Linked DNA regions of Homo sapiens: region 2 is linked to region 1. Evidence: chromatin loops called from intact Hi-C (ENCODE). Cell type or tissue: PC-3. All regions are shown on one strand. Each heading gives the region's core, and the rest is flanking DNA. Links, peaks and the distances in the headings are about the cores only.

The links. A loop is a pair of places that touch in the nucleus more often than their neighbours do. Peaks named below come from ENCODE experiments on the same cell type or tissue, not always from the same donor. Only the 100,000 strongest peaks of a DNase experiment are listed, where the experiment ranks them.
Region 2: it touches region 1 in a loop (10-fold over the local background); 1 of 110 quality-filtered maps calls a loop at or near these places.

The regions. Positions count from the first base shown.
Region 1 is chr2:197,133,266-197,140,752 of GRCh38, forward strand. It overlaps ANKRD44 (ankyrin repeat domain 44), which reads right to left. Exons shown (of 28, transcript NM_001195144.2): 4 at 3,327-3,397. Among named protein-coding and RNA genes, the nearest start is that of ANKRD44-AS1, 61 kb to the right of the region's middle. RefSeq lists an enhancer at 4,153-4,736. In PC-3, for the core only: a CTCF peak has its summit at 4,135; a DNase peak (open chromatin) is centred at 4,176; H3K4me3 peaks cover 628 bases; H3K27ac peaks cover 828 bases.
Region 2 is chr2:197,226,632-197,234,118 of GRCh38, forward strand. The region is part of intron 1 of ANKRD44 (ankyrin repeat domain 44); the gene reads right to left. Among named protein-coding and RNA genes, the nearest start is that of ANKRD44-AS1, 32 kb to the left of the region's middle. In PC-3, for the core only: no CTCF peak of the experiment used is centred there; a DNase peak (open chromatin) is centred at 3,620.

The sequences.
Region 1 (7,487 bases), core at 1,544-6,543:
AGTGTTAGACAGACCTCAGTTCCAGTTTGTCCTTGATCTCCCCCATTTTACATCCAGCTTTTCCACTGTAGACTCTGCTGACCTACAGTGACTTCAGGGCCTCACAGAATCCAAGGTGATAGCCTCACACAGACCACAGCAGCCCTACACACTTGTGTAAGATCTAATTCCTATAATAAATATCTTGCTCTGTATCTCTCATGGTGGTTCTGCTTCCCTGGTTGAACCTCAAACCCTGAGAGATCAATTATCTACATTTTATAAGCAAATAGGCTTTGAGGACAGACAGTATAGAGTTTATAAACTTTTCAATGAAGAAATGGTTTCAAACACATGAACATGTAATATCAGTGCTTACCAATCTAAAGAACAGACCTGTGCCAGCTCTCAGCTGAAACCATATATCCATCTTGACAAGTGCTAACAGTTAAATTCCAAAATACCAGTCCAAACCTTCTCTTTTCTTCCCCTCAAATCTACTTTCTTTTCCCCAACTATTAGTTAGGAGAGGCATAAAATAATGGCAATAAGACTAAATTCCAAAGAAGAAGGAAATCTGAATTTAGGACTTCCACAGGACAGCAATGTGCTTGGAGTTAAGATGTCTTCTCCACCGTCAGCTCTCACAATGGTTACAGAGACTCCAATTTTCTTTTCCTTTCTTTTCTTTTCTTTTTCTTTCTTTTTTTTTTTTTTTTTTTTTTTGAGATGGAGTTTCACTCTTTTTGCCTAGGCTGGAGTGCAATGGCGTGATCTTGGCTCACCGCAACCTCTGCCTCCCAGGTTCAAGTGATTCTCCTGTCTCAGCCTCCCGAGTAGCTGGGGTTACAGGCATGCGCCACCATGCCCAGCTAATTTTGTATTTTTAGCAGAGACGGGGTTTCTCCATGTTGGTCAGGCTGGTCTCGAACTCCTGACCTCATGATCCACCCACCTTGTCCTCCCAAAGTGCTGGGATTACAGGCATGAGCCACTGCGCCCAGCCGAGACTCCAATTTTCATAAGAAACTGTCCAACTTGCTGTGACAGATACTAATATGAAGACATCATGAGCTCATATGTGACCCAATTATTTACAGTTCAGGGTTTGTTTGCATTTAATTCCTATCTGGCTAGTGATTCTTTTTTCCTCCCTGCAAACCTACAGAGGGAGCTGGTTACTTGGAGAAGCAACAAAAGCCTTTCTCAGATTGGAAGGTCAGTCCATCATTAGGCTGACTGGATTCAAACACACTAAAGATACTTACAGAATGCAGACTGGTTGTTGATGGAAAATGGATGTTTTGAGGATTGAAGTCTTTGAAGCTAGTTGAGCTAACAAAGATAGAGATCACTTGGGAAAGGTCACAGAGTAATGAAATCATCTTTTTTGTGTCTTTCTTTTCCACTAGACTACACACTTCCTAAGGGCAGAGACCATCGGTCTTAGTTTTTTTTTGTAGCTCCATGAGCTACAAAGAAAAGGTGCCTGGCATATGGGAGGTACATATTGAATTATTTTCCCAACTAAAAAGACCTGGTTCTTGTTGAAGAGGAAACAAATCCATACATATTTTTAAAGAGACACTTAAATTTACTAAAGACCAAGTGGTCTTAAAAGGCCAGGAAATACTCCTCTATGAAGGGGTTGGTCTCATGAAGCTGGTAATACCCACTCAGTCAGCTCACTGCCCTCGTTTTCCCAGACAAAATGGAAATAAAATGTGGGACCATGAGAAGATTCTGAATTCTCCAGGGTCTGAGCCAGGCAATTTAGGATTATTGACCTCTCTCATTCCATGCGGGATATTTGGAAGGAGAACACAACCAACCCCTTTTAAAACCTACTAAAATCACAAAGCGCAGCAAGAAAAACCATGACTACTAAGCTGTCACCTAGCAAGTATATATTAAAATTTCCAGATAGTTGCCAAAGAGGAAAAGCTGACACCAATAACGGCCAAAGACACCTGCAACTTCTGTATATTAATTCTCAGCAAGACCTTTTGCTCCTAGGTGTACCTGGAGAACATCACCTTCTCCAGTAGCAGAGGAGAAGCTGCATTTGGTAAATTCAGCTATGGAGGTCAGTCATCCAGCACCAAGTGCATGCAAGGTTTGAACCTCTTGTATCCCTGGATAATGGGCATCTCCTCTGACCAGGCTTCAAGGCTGACATTCACCAGGGTTCCCTGCCACCCCTGCCTTCACATTGATCTTCTCATCCTTTATACTTCCCCTGAGCTACCTGATGCATTTACCATGGTTTGATGATCATCCTCCCTGTCCCTGAGTGCTAGACTTGTATAAATAATTATAGATAATCTATCAGTCATCTTCACCCGAATTTCCAGCATTCAACAACAAATTATTTCTTGGATGCCTAGACTGTACCAGGCTTGGGATACATCCAGGAACAAAGTACAGATCCCTGTCCTCATGGAGCTCCCACTCCAACGACATGTTTGCTGAACTCAGCGTTAGCAAACAGGACCCACCAGCCTCCCGGCCCCTGCTCCCCTGCTCTGTGCCTCTTCTGTTAACAGCATCGCCATTTACCTACCAGCTTCTTTCCCACCTCACCCCTACTAGGTACTAAATCCTGCCAGGTTTACCTCTAATGAGCTCTCAAATCATGGACTCAGCTTTATGCCCTCATCCCAGCTGCTTCAGGCCTCTTTTGGTCTCTTACTGGCGCTCCTCCCTGAGACCTCTCCCCCTCAGCCCATTCACATGCTGCCACCACAAAGGTTCTCTGAAACACAGATCTGAGCATACCACTCCCCTGCTGTGACCATTCTCCATTGCTCAGAGGATTCCAAGCCCTCTGCCATCTGGCCCAACCTCCACTATCAGATTTACCTTCTACTATAGCCTGAGTTCCAGTTATACCTCACTGAGGCCCCCATTCACTCACTTCCTTGCCTCAGTCCTCCCTCCTTCTCCTGGCCTGCTAAGTCCTTACTCAACCTTTAAGGACCAGATCAACTGACATCTCTTCTTGGAAGATTTCCTCTATTCAAGCAGGCAGTTAGTTGCTTTCTCCCGCAAGTCAATGATGATATTGTAATGATATGCTTTCTGCTTTGCCTCCTCCCCAGGCTGAGAACTCATTGAAATTCAGGATCATGCTGTCCATGTTGAACTACCCCAGATACTCCCCAGCCCCACTCAGCACTATGTCTGGCACACAGGAGATACTCAAATAAAAGCTGTTCATTTTGGGTAACCCTCTTACATTAGAGGTAAAAGCCTTCTGCTTACCAGTAAGGATTCTTAATTCGCTAGCAAGACTTTTTCTTTTTCTAGGCACAGTAGGTATTAGATTAAATATGGTAATCACTCACTTCACTTCTGGAAGCAACAGCCCGGTGCAGTGGAGTCAGCCACATGTTGTCCTTGGCATTTACACGAGCTCCTGGAATCAAACAGCACAAGTTAGAGGCATAATGGGGTCAAGGGAAGCCCTGCCGACGTTAAATCAAATGCTGTATCTTGCTCCCATTTGCCTGACATAACCACCACCTCTTCTTTTCTTTGTATTAGTCATGTGCTGACAAGATTTGATCAAGGCTGAGGGGACCAGAAGAAATCTGCTTTACCTAAAAATCTGGGACTAGCCAGATATTTTGGTAAAAAGAAGTCAGTTTCCATGAGGCTTTTGGATAGATAGGACATCAGGCCTATAAATTGCTCACTACTTTCTCAAACTATGGGGTAGGCAGATAGGCTCAAGCATGAGCCAAAACCAGCTCACACTCAGAAGAGTGCCCATGCTCAGCTCTATGAAGCCATGCCATCATCATGGAACAGAAGCTCCCTGCAAATGAATTCACAGGAAGCAGAGTTCACCCGCCTTCCATGACACCCTCGCCATTCTCCATGATCACCAGCCCACCAAGTCCATGTCTGAACAGCTAAGACATCTGATATAAGCTTCCTTTTAGGGGGTTCAGGGTTTTGATTAGTCTTCTGGTCAGAGATGGGATGTTTTATAAAAGGGCTACGAAAGGAGAGGAGGAGAAAATATGTGTATCTTTGTAGAAGCAGCAAGAGAAGTCAATTCTAGCCTTAGGATGATGAGGAAGGGAGCTCATGAGGACAGAGAGTGGAGAAACAAATCAAAGAAACTAGAAAGTAAGGCAGAGAAAAGGAAACACAGAGGTGGCGCCTCAGGACAAGGGCTGAGAAAGTGAGTCAAGGGGAAGCAGGAGCTGACTAATCTCCAAGAGGCTAAGGCCAGCTGATAGCTGGAAAATAGAAACTTTTTTAAAAGGCAGTGGACTTCCATGCGTAAACGTGAACTAGAGGTTTAGTTTAAGGCACTGGCTAAAAGTAAATAACAAATCATAGAGCTTACACTATTCTTTTCTTTAACTGAAGAAGAACAAATGCCATCAACAGCATTAATCACAGAAAACAAGAACATAATCCCTAAAACAAAGACAGCTGGAATGCCTCCCATCCAACCTCCACTTTGATTTCATTGGTTTCAGATGGAGTCAGGTACAAGGGTTATCATACTATGCTGTCAAAGTTGAGAGCCACTGATGAATTGTTGCTTAATTTATCCAGGTTAAAATTATTTAAATCCTAATTCCACTAACACCAGCTTGCCTGAAGGAGTTCAAGCTCCTTACGTCAGTAAGGACCACAGTAAAATCAGTTTGGGTGTGCAAAAATCAATAGGCATCTCTGGCCTCAGTAACAGGAAGCTGTGGGCTAAATGCTGTGGCATGAAATGAATGCGGTTTTGGAAGGACAGTGGGATTCATGGTCAGAAGATGTAGATTTGAGTTCTGATTTCAGCACCTGCTGGCCCAATGACCAAGAGCCACTAATCTGCACAGCGAGGCTAACAACAACAGTAATAATACTTCTCTACCCATTTCACCAGGTGCTAAGGAGAATTAAGTGAATAGGAAAGTGCTTTGTAAATTGCAAGGCACTAGAAAAACATTAGCAGTTCTTATTTCCAAATCACCTCCAATGTCTCATTCACCTCTAAATCTATGACTCAGATTTCCAAAGGAAGTGAAAGGCATGATCTTTGCCCTACAAAGGAAGAAGTCAAATAGGAACTTTAAGAACACAAAGAACCATCACCTAGAGACTGTAGAAATACATATCTTTTTAAGAGCAAGAGAGACTCAAGTGCTAGAGAATGCTAGGGAGAAGAAAATCCAGATGTGATTAAGAACAGCAAAATTGGTTAATTTTAAAATAAAATTACCACTACCAAAACCAAACTTCAGATTTCTTCTTCTAAATATTAGTTCCAACACAGTGTCAGGTGATGGTCACAAAGTCTACCTTTCTGGTTTAGCAACACAGCATTTATCCCTTCAGATCTTCCAACACTCTGGATTCAAACCTTTTAAAATTACCCGCCTTTACGTCAGGACTTTTCTTGCATCATAAATAAATATATGTATGACCACATTGTGTGGTAGATTTGACCACACTGTGTTTCTGTCTAGTAAGCCGAGTGCACATGTATTTCTTATTTTGGGGCTGTTTCTTTGGCACCCATGTCACAAACATCACTCAGACCATATGCAGTCCTAGAGAGCTGGAATTATTTTTATTATAGTCTTTGGCAGAGTAAATTTTGTGCTTTAAATTTTTTGTAAATTCAAAAAATGAATGCAAGTAGAAACCCAAATGTCAAGACACATATGGAAAGGTACTTCTCAAAATTCGTCAGGGAGAAGCAAATGAAAGCAGCATTTACATACCATTTCACATCCATCAAATAGGTAAAAATGATAAAGTGTGACGAGGCCAAGATTTGGCAAGGGTATGGAGCAACAGGAAAACTTAACATACAGCTGGCAAGAGTGTGAATTGGTACAACCTCCTTTGGGAAACAATGTGGCATTATCTAGTAAAATTGATGACATGCATGCCCAACCACCTAGCAATTCCACCCCAATCATATACCCTAGAGAAACTCTCACACATGTACATGAAGGTGCACCGCAACATGTTTATGTCAACAAGAAACTGGAATCCTAAATGTCAATCAAGAGGAAAATGGATAACGACGTTGTGGTATACCCGTACAATGGAATTCTACACTGTCATGGAAAGGAACAGACTGAAGTTCTGTATATATAAACAGATGTACTTTTAAAATCATAACACCAAATGAACAAATCAAGCTGCAGAATTATACCTATGGCATAATACCAGCTGTATTTCTATATGTTGTTTATGGATGCATAGATATAAAATAAAAGTTTAAAATATGGCTAAGGAGTATAAATACTAATTCTGGATAGTGACTGCGTCTAGGGAAAGAGGAATGTGAAAAGGAATGAAGTAAGAGTACCCATACAGCTGCAACTGTATTTTCAATGTTTTATTTCCTTAAAAATATATAGATATAGATATAGATATAGATATATATATAGCAAATATGGCAAAATATTAAGAGTTCCTAAAACTTAGTGGAAGGTATATGGATATTCACTATATTATTCTCCATAGTTTTCTGTATGTTTGAAATATTTTCTAACAAAATATTTTCAAGAAAGCTAGTGCATTTGAAGTTTTATGTTTCTTAATGAAAATAATGGGGGAGGGGGGACTAAGCTGCTTTTGTGTGTGTGTGTGTGTGTGTGTGTGTGTGTGTGTGTGTGTGTGTGTGTGAAACGGAGTCTTGCTCTGTCACCCAGGCTGGAGTGCAGTGGTGCGATCTCGGCTCACTGCAACATCTGCCTCCCCAGTTCAAGCGATTCTCCCGCCTCAGCCTCCCAAGTAGCTGGGATTACAGGTACCTGCCATCATGCCCACCTAATTTTTTTTATTTTTTAGTAGAGACAAGGTTTTGCCATTTTGGCCAGGGTGGTCTTGAACTCCTGACCTCAGGTGATCTACCTGCCTCAGGTGCAAGTATTTGTCTAGGATAAATAATTTAAAATGGACTTTATGTGTCATAGATAATACACACTTTCAGTTTCAAAAGGTCCTGTAAAGCCTCTAAAGTGTGCCGGTTCACACCCTCAGAATGTATAAGATTGCTTAGTTTCCCCACATCCTCATCAACACTTGATGTTATCAGGCATTAAAATATATTGTTTAAATTTTTTAGAGACAGGGTCTCACTCTGTCACTCAGGCTGGAGTGTAGTGGCATTATAGCTCACTGCAGCCTCAGACTCCTGGGCTCAAGCAATCCTCCTGCCTCAGCCTCCAGAGTAGCTAGGACTGCCAGCACATGCCACCATGCCCAGCTAATTTTTAAAAATTTTTTGTAGAGATGGGGTCTTGCTATGTTTCTCACGCTGGTCTCAAACTTCTGCCCTCAAGTGATCCTCCTATTTCAGCCTTCTAATGTTCTGGGATTACAGATGTGAGCCACCATGCCCAGCTAGACATTTTAAATATTGCAAATCTGAGTCAATAATACTGTATTATGCACTTAAACATTTGTTAAGAGGGTAGATCTCATGTTAAGTGTTCTCACCACACACACATCCCAAAAAACCCCAAAATAACAAGAAC
Region 2 (7,487 bases), core at 1,642-6,641, 93 kb after region 1:
CAGCCTGGCGACAAGAGCAGACTCCGTCTCAAAAAAAAAAGTTTCCCTGGTGATTCTGATGTATAGTGAGGGTCAGGTACCACTAATCCAGTCCAACCACCTCATTCCACAGGTAAGGAAGCTGAGGCCCAGAGGTATTAAGTGACATTCCTGAAGTCACATAGGTAATTAGGCATGTTGCCAGGATTAGAACCCACATCTTCAGATTCTTTCTTCTCTATTACATTACCTTCTTTCATAACTCTATTTCTCCTTCTGAGATTACATCTCAGAATTTGATTCCAAAAAGGGACCACAATATGGACCCAATTCCCTGGGAGCTCCCAGAGACCTGCTATCTAACAGCCAGTCTGACTGCTGCTTTTACCCTAGGAGTTCACTGCTGTCAGGACAACCATATCACCCTGTGGGCTGGAACACACCTCCCTCCTGCCATCCTCAGCAGAAAACAGCATCTTAATTCTCAATCTATATTAATGGTTTTCTTTATTGCTTCTACCAACCCCTGTCCTCTGATACCTCTCTTTAAAGGAAATAATAACAACCTCTTCTAAAAAACTTCATTCGGTGGTAAACTGAATTTCCAGTGTAGTGATGAACTAAAAGCCTTCATATAAAGAAATGGCTTCAGGGCAACTTCTTGAGGAAGGAATAATTTGCTGACAGGTGGTCTGAAGCTTTGCTTTCAGCAATAGCTGGACCGAGGACTGCAGAATTAGAGCAGGGACCTGGAAGCAGGTGAGGCTCCTAAGTATTGGGTGTCCCATTGCATCGCTGGCCCCTTCCCAGATTCTGGAAAGAATAAACATAATTGACAAACTAGGGTTTAGTGAACACCTCCTGGTAAACACGACTGAAGGTGTGAAAACTCCTCAAGGGCCATCTCCTTTGCATATTCTGCCCTATCCTATGTGCACATCCCAATTCTACTAAACTATTTTAAAATAACCCAAAAAGTGTTTGTTTTACCAAAAAAAACAAAAATCCTTTGGGGGCAAGAAGAAAAAGACAGCTGACTTGTGAGAATAAGGCATCAGAACAACGGGAGAGTTGAATGATCACTGGACCAGGAATCTGAAGACATCCATTCCAGCCTTGCTGTTGCCACTCATGGCTGTGTGTGTTGGGAAAAGTCCATGTCTCTGGGCTTCATTTTCCTCATAGGTAAAGCTCAGATAATACCTAACCTGACTGCCCCATGGGCTGGGTTATGAAGATCAAATAAAGAGACAATTAAATGTAGAGATAATTTATATAAAAGCATATTTATAATAAGCTGCACATTAAGAAAGAACAAAGAAGATGAAGTCTGTATCACCAGATAAATTAAAACATTCAGCACTAAATTCCAAAACAAAAGAGCTGATTATAGAATGATTCAGCAATATAATAGCATGCTTAACATCCCAACTGTAAGTCAGACAGACCCGGAATCAAATCTTAGCTGTGTCAGTTTCCCTCTCTGAGCCTCAGTCTTCTCATCTGTACAATGGAAATTATGGTGGGATTTACCTTGGATATTTGACAAGGTTGACATTAGATAATTACATAAAGAGCTTAGCTTAGTGGCTGGCATATAGTAAGTGCTCAGCAAATGTTAGCTGCTGGTTATTGCTATCATCATAGCTGTTATTGTCATTACTTCCCCTACCTCACAGGGTGGTGGTGAACAGTTAGGAACAGATTTTTAAAGCAGTGACAAATAGAAATCATTCAAGAGATGGTCATCATTACTCTACCTGAGTCACGAGCTCTCCCTCCTGACAGAGGCAGAAATATTACTAAAGGCACATTTTCAAACTCTTCGCTTTCTCACCAAGAGATTTCCTTTTGACCTGGTCCAATTCTTTATTGACTTTGAGTAAGATCAGGTAGACTGTGAGAGTTCTAGTTAACCACCCTCACATTTCTGTCACAGGCACAGCAATCATCCATCTCTAGGGGCCCCAGATGCTAAGTGTATTTCTCAAGGCAGAAGCAGGAGTTGGTCCCCTTGGTATTAGCTCTGTGTCCTACAACTAAATTAGGGTGGCCGGCAGGGATCCAGCTGATTAGCAGAATTATCAGACACCACAGGCAAAGGAAAGAAACAAAGGATCGAAGTTATCTGAAGAGCAGTTACAGCCTGGCGCGGAGGCTCACGCCTGTAATCCCAGCACTTTGGGAGGCCGAGGCAAGTGGATCACCTGAGGTCAGGAGTTTGAGATCAGCTTGACCAACATGGTGAAACCCTGTCTCTACTAAAAATACAAAATTAGCTAGGCATGGTGGTGCATGCCTGTAATCCCAGCTACTTGGGAGGCTGAGGCAGCAGAATCACTTGAACCTGGGAGGCAAAGGTTACAGTGAGCAGAGATTGTGCCATTGCACTCCAGCCTGGGCAACAAGAGTAAAAATCTATCACACACACACAAAAAGAGCTGTTACCTGAAATGTGGAGTTATGTGCTGTGTCTGTGCATGACAAATCACTGATCCTACTGATGTGTTCACTTGAACAGAGAAAACACAGGAGGAAAGAATCACAAAAAGTTAAGGCATAAAACACTTGATGTGAAGTTTCACACAAAACACATGCAAATATAATATGAATAATATTCTCTGAAAGTGCTAGAAATGTTAGTTGAGTTCTTTGCTCTGTTAAAGTTCTATAAGTAATGTGTATAGAGACTTATTAAATCCAAATGAGGAAAAAATGAAAATGAATTAAGATCATTCATAATCAAACCTCCCAGAGATGATGCTGTTAACATTTTGATATACTTTCATACATGTTCCTATCTGTGTATGTGTAAAAATAGAAATTTTCCCCAAAAGGAGTTATAATAACTCTAGTTAATTAAGTCCTTTAAAAGCACAGGGGAAGATAGAAGACTTAATGAATTAAATAACAATAACTAGTTTCTCATTTTGATTATCATGTAAGTAAAATATATGAAAACATAGTGTTTGTCCTTTAGCAATATTGACAGATAATATTTATAAGCACTTATATTGTGCCAGGCACTTCCCTAAAGTCTATATACAAATTAACTCCTTTGGTTTTCACAACTGCTCTAGGAAGTAGGTACTGTTCTTGTTCCTGAAGACAAGGCACAGTAAGATTAAGTAACTTTCCCCAAAGTCACACAGTAGATACAATGCTAAACTAGGGCTAGAGCCCATGCAGTAGGGCTCCAGTGTCCATGTGCTTAACCACCTTCCTATGATGCTTCTTGACAGAGGTCCAACATCGATGCAGAATTGGAAAGGAGTAACTCCCTTGTGCTTATCCATATCTTGGGAGTGAATAATATAGAGTGATTGCTGAGCTAACCATAAAACTGTCAAACATGTTGAAAATCACAACGCACCCAGATCATCTAGGAAATAAATACTGATTAAAATAAACAGAACTTGCATTTCACAAGCAAAGACGGAATGATGGTTGTCTTGGAAGGTGGGATAGAGGTGTGCAATGCAGCCAACACGAGCTTTTTTCAGGGATGCACTGTCTGTGTTTAGGTTTATGACTTAAAGGTTAGACTGCCAAGAATTTTTTTAAAGGTTGACACATCTGTGGCTGCATTTCCCCAGAGCACCATAAACCACAGTCTTGCCAAAATTAAATAAAAGGATTGACTGTTCTTCTTCCTCTGCCTTAAGAATGTCACCATTTGAACTGTGTGGGGAATACAGCTACTATGAACTCAACATTCAGGAATCATTTTCTGCTTGGGTTGTAACCAGAACTCCTTATTCTGTGACTGTGGTCCTACTAGTCCCAAAGGGCCAGATGAAAGGAGATTCAAACACTCATCCCTTCCAATAAAGATTTGGAAAAGACAAACCATGTGGAGCTAGGAAGGCACATAATTCTATCACAGGAACTGCCTATGATGGGGTCTACCTAAGGTTATGCCATGTGTAGGTCACCAGAGTGACCAAAGAAAAGTAAAATTAAAAAGTATTTTTATGGCATGTTATCAGTACCCAATGGGAAAAGGGAGCAGGAGAGAGTATCTTAATCAGGAAAGCTAACAACTACACCAAATTTCCCCTTCATCTCCGTAGTATCCCACAGTAACAGTTTCTTTCTTTCTCATGTTACAGTGGGAAGCAAACTGGCACTGGTGGAGGGCTGTGCTCCACGTAGTCATTCGGGGCCTCGGGTCTCTTCTTCCAGTGGCTCTACCATCTCCCGGGACCCCAGGATCCTCTGCTAGATCCGGTGGACAAACCAGCAGAGGCAGAGGAAAGAATCACATGAGAGATTTCATGAAGGCAAGGCCAGAAAATGGCTGCATCACCCCTGCCTATATTCCATTGGCCAGAACTCAGTCTTCTGGCTCTACCCACCTGAAAGAATGGCTGAAAAATGGGCCCAGAAGAAAAGAATACAGGAAAGACAGCATTATTTCTGCCAAGAGGAGGGGAATGAAATCAATCCAAATTTTGACAAAACAAACAGATGAGCCTTTACCTAAGTCACTGGCAGATGCGGTGCTTCTTACGGATAAATCAATCTGAGGGCTGGGCGTGATGGCTTATGTCTATAATCCTAGCACTTTGAGAGGCTGAAGCAGGAGGATCGCTTAAGCCTAGGAGTTTCAGACCAGCCTGGGCAACATAGCAAGACCCCGTCTCTAAAAAAATTAAAAATTTAAAAAGTTAGCCAAGTGTGGTGGTGTGTATCTATAGTGCCAGCTAATTAAGAGGCTGAGGTAAGAAGTTCATTGAGCCCAAGAATTCAAGGCTGCAGTGAGCTATGATCGTGCCACTGTACTCCAGCCTGAGCAACAGAGTGAGTCCTTAACTCTTTAAAAAAAAAAATTGAGCTAAGGCTGAATTATCAATCAATTAAGAATGTCCTACCCTGCATATCTTTCCATGGCTCTGCCCAACATGATATGATGGTCCTATGTTCCTCTAGGCCAGTGCTTCTCGACAGGGCAGTTTGCCTTGGCAAGGGACACTTAGCAATGTCTAAAGATATCTTTGATTGTTAGCTTAAGGGAGGGGTGCAACAGCCATCTAGTAGGCAGAGGCCCGGGATGCTGCTAAGCATCCTATGATGCACAGGGCAGCCCCCACAGCAAAGAATTATCTGGCCCATAATGTCAGCAGTGCCAAGGCTAGGAAACTCTGCTCAAAGTCTTGAATGTAGGGCCTTGTTCATGCATCTGTCATGACACTTCCATTCATGGGCCATTTTTGAGTACCTGCTATGTGCCAGGTGCTTCACTTATCACATGGTCATTGAATAGTTATTTTCATATTTCTTCTTCCCCTCCCCCACAAGACTGCAAGGGACAGGGTAAGAACAGGATTGGTCTTAGCACATAATACATGTCGAATAAGTGGATGGATGGATGGAAGGATGACTTTGTCTCCTGAACCACTGCATCCCATGCTCTGACCCTTTGAGTATATGAAGGAATTTGGTTATCAAGACTTGCTATTCTGAATGCCTAACAGAACAAGAAGGTGATAATCTAGTTTGTTCTTAAGAAACCCAATGTTCAAAGGAGCACATGACCTAAGAGGCTGGTAATGAAGCACAAAGCTTCACCTTAGTAAGTGAGCTGATCACAAAACTTCACGCAGACCCAAAGATATAGGAAGTTGTATGTACCTATGTGGCAGTGGCTTGGTGAACTCCATTTGATCCGAGCCCTGTATAAGCATCTACTATTCCAGCTCCAATAACATGGCACCTGAGGATAGGCACAATCCCAAAAGTGCTTGTCATTTGAGGTCTGTCCATTCAAGAGAAGAAGAGCCCCTTAATGTCATGTCTAAAATAGAAATGTTCTATCTATTTGGAAATTTTATAATATAACTTCAGTTTCAACTCAGCAATGCCAGGTAGAAATGGGAGAAATAAGCACCACATATTTACAAGGATGTTGAGGAAAATCAATCTCTGAAAAGGACTATGTGTCAAGGATCTGTGACCATAATTAACAATTGTTTTTGAAAATCTCTTTTTAATCACTTGTGCAAGTGCTGGTTTTGTGGGAGATGACTGTCAGCTACCCCAGCTCTGGCCTGGGGCTACCTTTCAGCCCATCCCTCCTAGAAAAAAGGTTCTCTTAATGGCAGGGAGTCCATTTGATCAAAATGTAAGTTCACGAGGCTCCTTGCCTGGCTTTGTCCCCTTCTCGCCTCATTTATTCCACTGCATCTGTTTTCCCACATAAGAGAGCAGAACTCTCACGCACTTCTCACAAGCATACCAAGAAGAGATGGAAGGCATTGATACATGCATGATAATCAAAACACAACCTCATATTTGTAAAATATTTTGCAAGACAGTTCTATTATATTTGTTATTTTATTTGATCCTCATCTTTAGGCCTATAGTTCTCTCATTACACCTTTCAATGATTTGAGGCTTTATTGGAATAAAACTGGTAACTGTACAAAATATGGTCCCAATACATTCTACTCCGGGGAAGCTCTGCTACGTTGCACACCCTCGTGCTGGGTAGGAAGAGAACTAAATTTGAAATTGGAGAGCCTGGCTCCATCCAATTCTGACCCTGTCACTTAATAGTTCTATAACTCTATTTATGTCATTAATTTTCTCTAGGACTGCTTACTCCTGTGTTGAGCAGCAATTATGCTGCCTGTCTTACTTCCCCATCACTCTTAAAAGGATTCAATGGAATAAAATATGCAAGAGCGTTTGGTAGTGTGGTGCCACAATTTCTTCCCAGAAATGATCAATGTGCCTCTCAGATACTGAATGTCTCTAACCCGGGTAGACCTGCTAGAAAATACTACAAATAAATTTAATTATATAAATAATATTATTAAGCAAATTAAATGCTGCATTTTTCTTCAGCCAATATCTGAAGATTTCAAAATTAACAAAGGGACAAAGGAGAATGAATAGAAACTGCTATATTCTATTTCATATCATGGCTTTTTTAAGAGACTGTGGTCTCACTATGTTGTGTCCAGGCTCATATCAAACTCCTGGGCTCAAGCAATACTTCCACTTTGGCCTCACAAGTAGCTGGGACTACAGGCATGTAACAGCACACTGGTCACAGCTTCTTGTTGTTCAGCAATAGCTCAAGTTTAACCTCAGTCACCTTTTGCCAAGAAAAAACAATGCAAGTAAGCATTTTAAAACTACACACTTCAACTGTTCTAGCAGTTTTCTCTCACAAGACACCACAAAGCTGGGATGATGGAGGGATATCTATGGACCATTTGCTGTATTTTTCCTCTTTTTCAAATAGCCAAATAATACCTAAATATATTTTCAATCTATAGGCATAAGGTTTCAGTTACACAAGATGAATAGGCTCTAGAGCTCTGCTGTGCAGCATTTTGCCTATAGTTAACAATACTGCATTGCACACTTAAAAATATGGGTGTATATCTCGTTAACTGTTCTTAACAAAAAACTTAAATAAATTTTTTAAAGTTTCAAATAATTCAAAATTATACAGAGTAAACCAGAAAGCCTCCATAGCCCCACCCATCTTTCCTTCC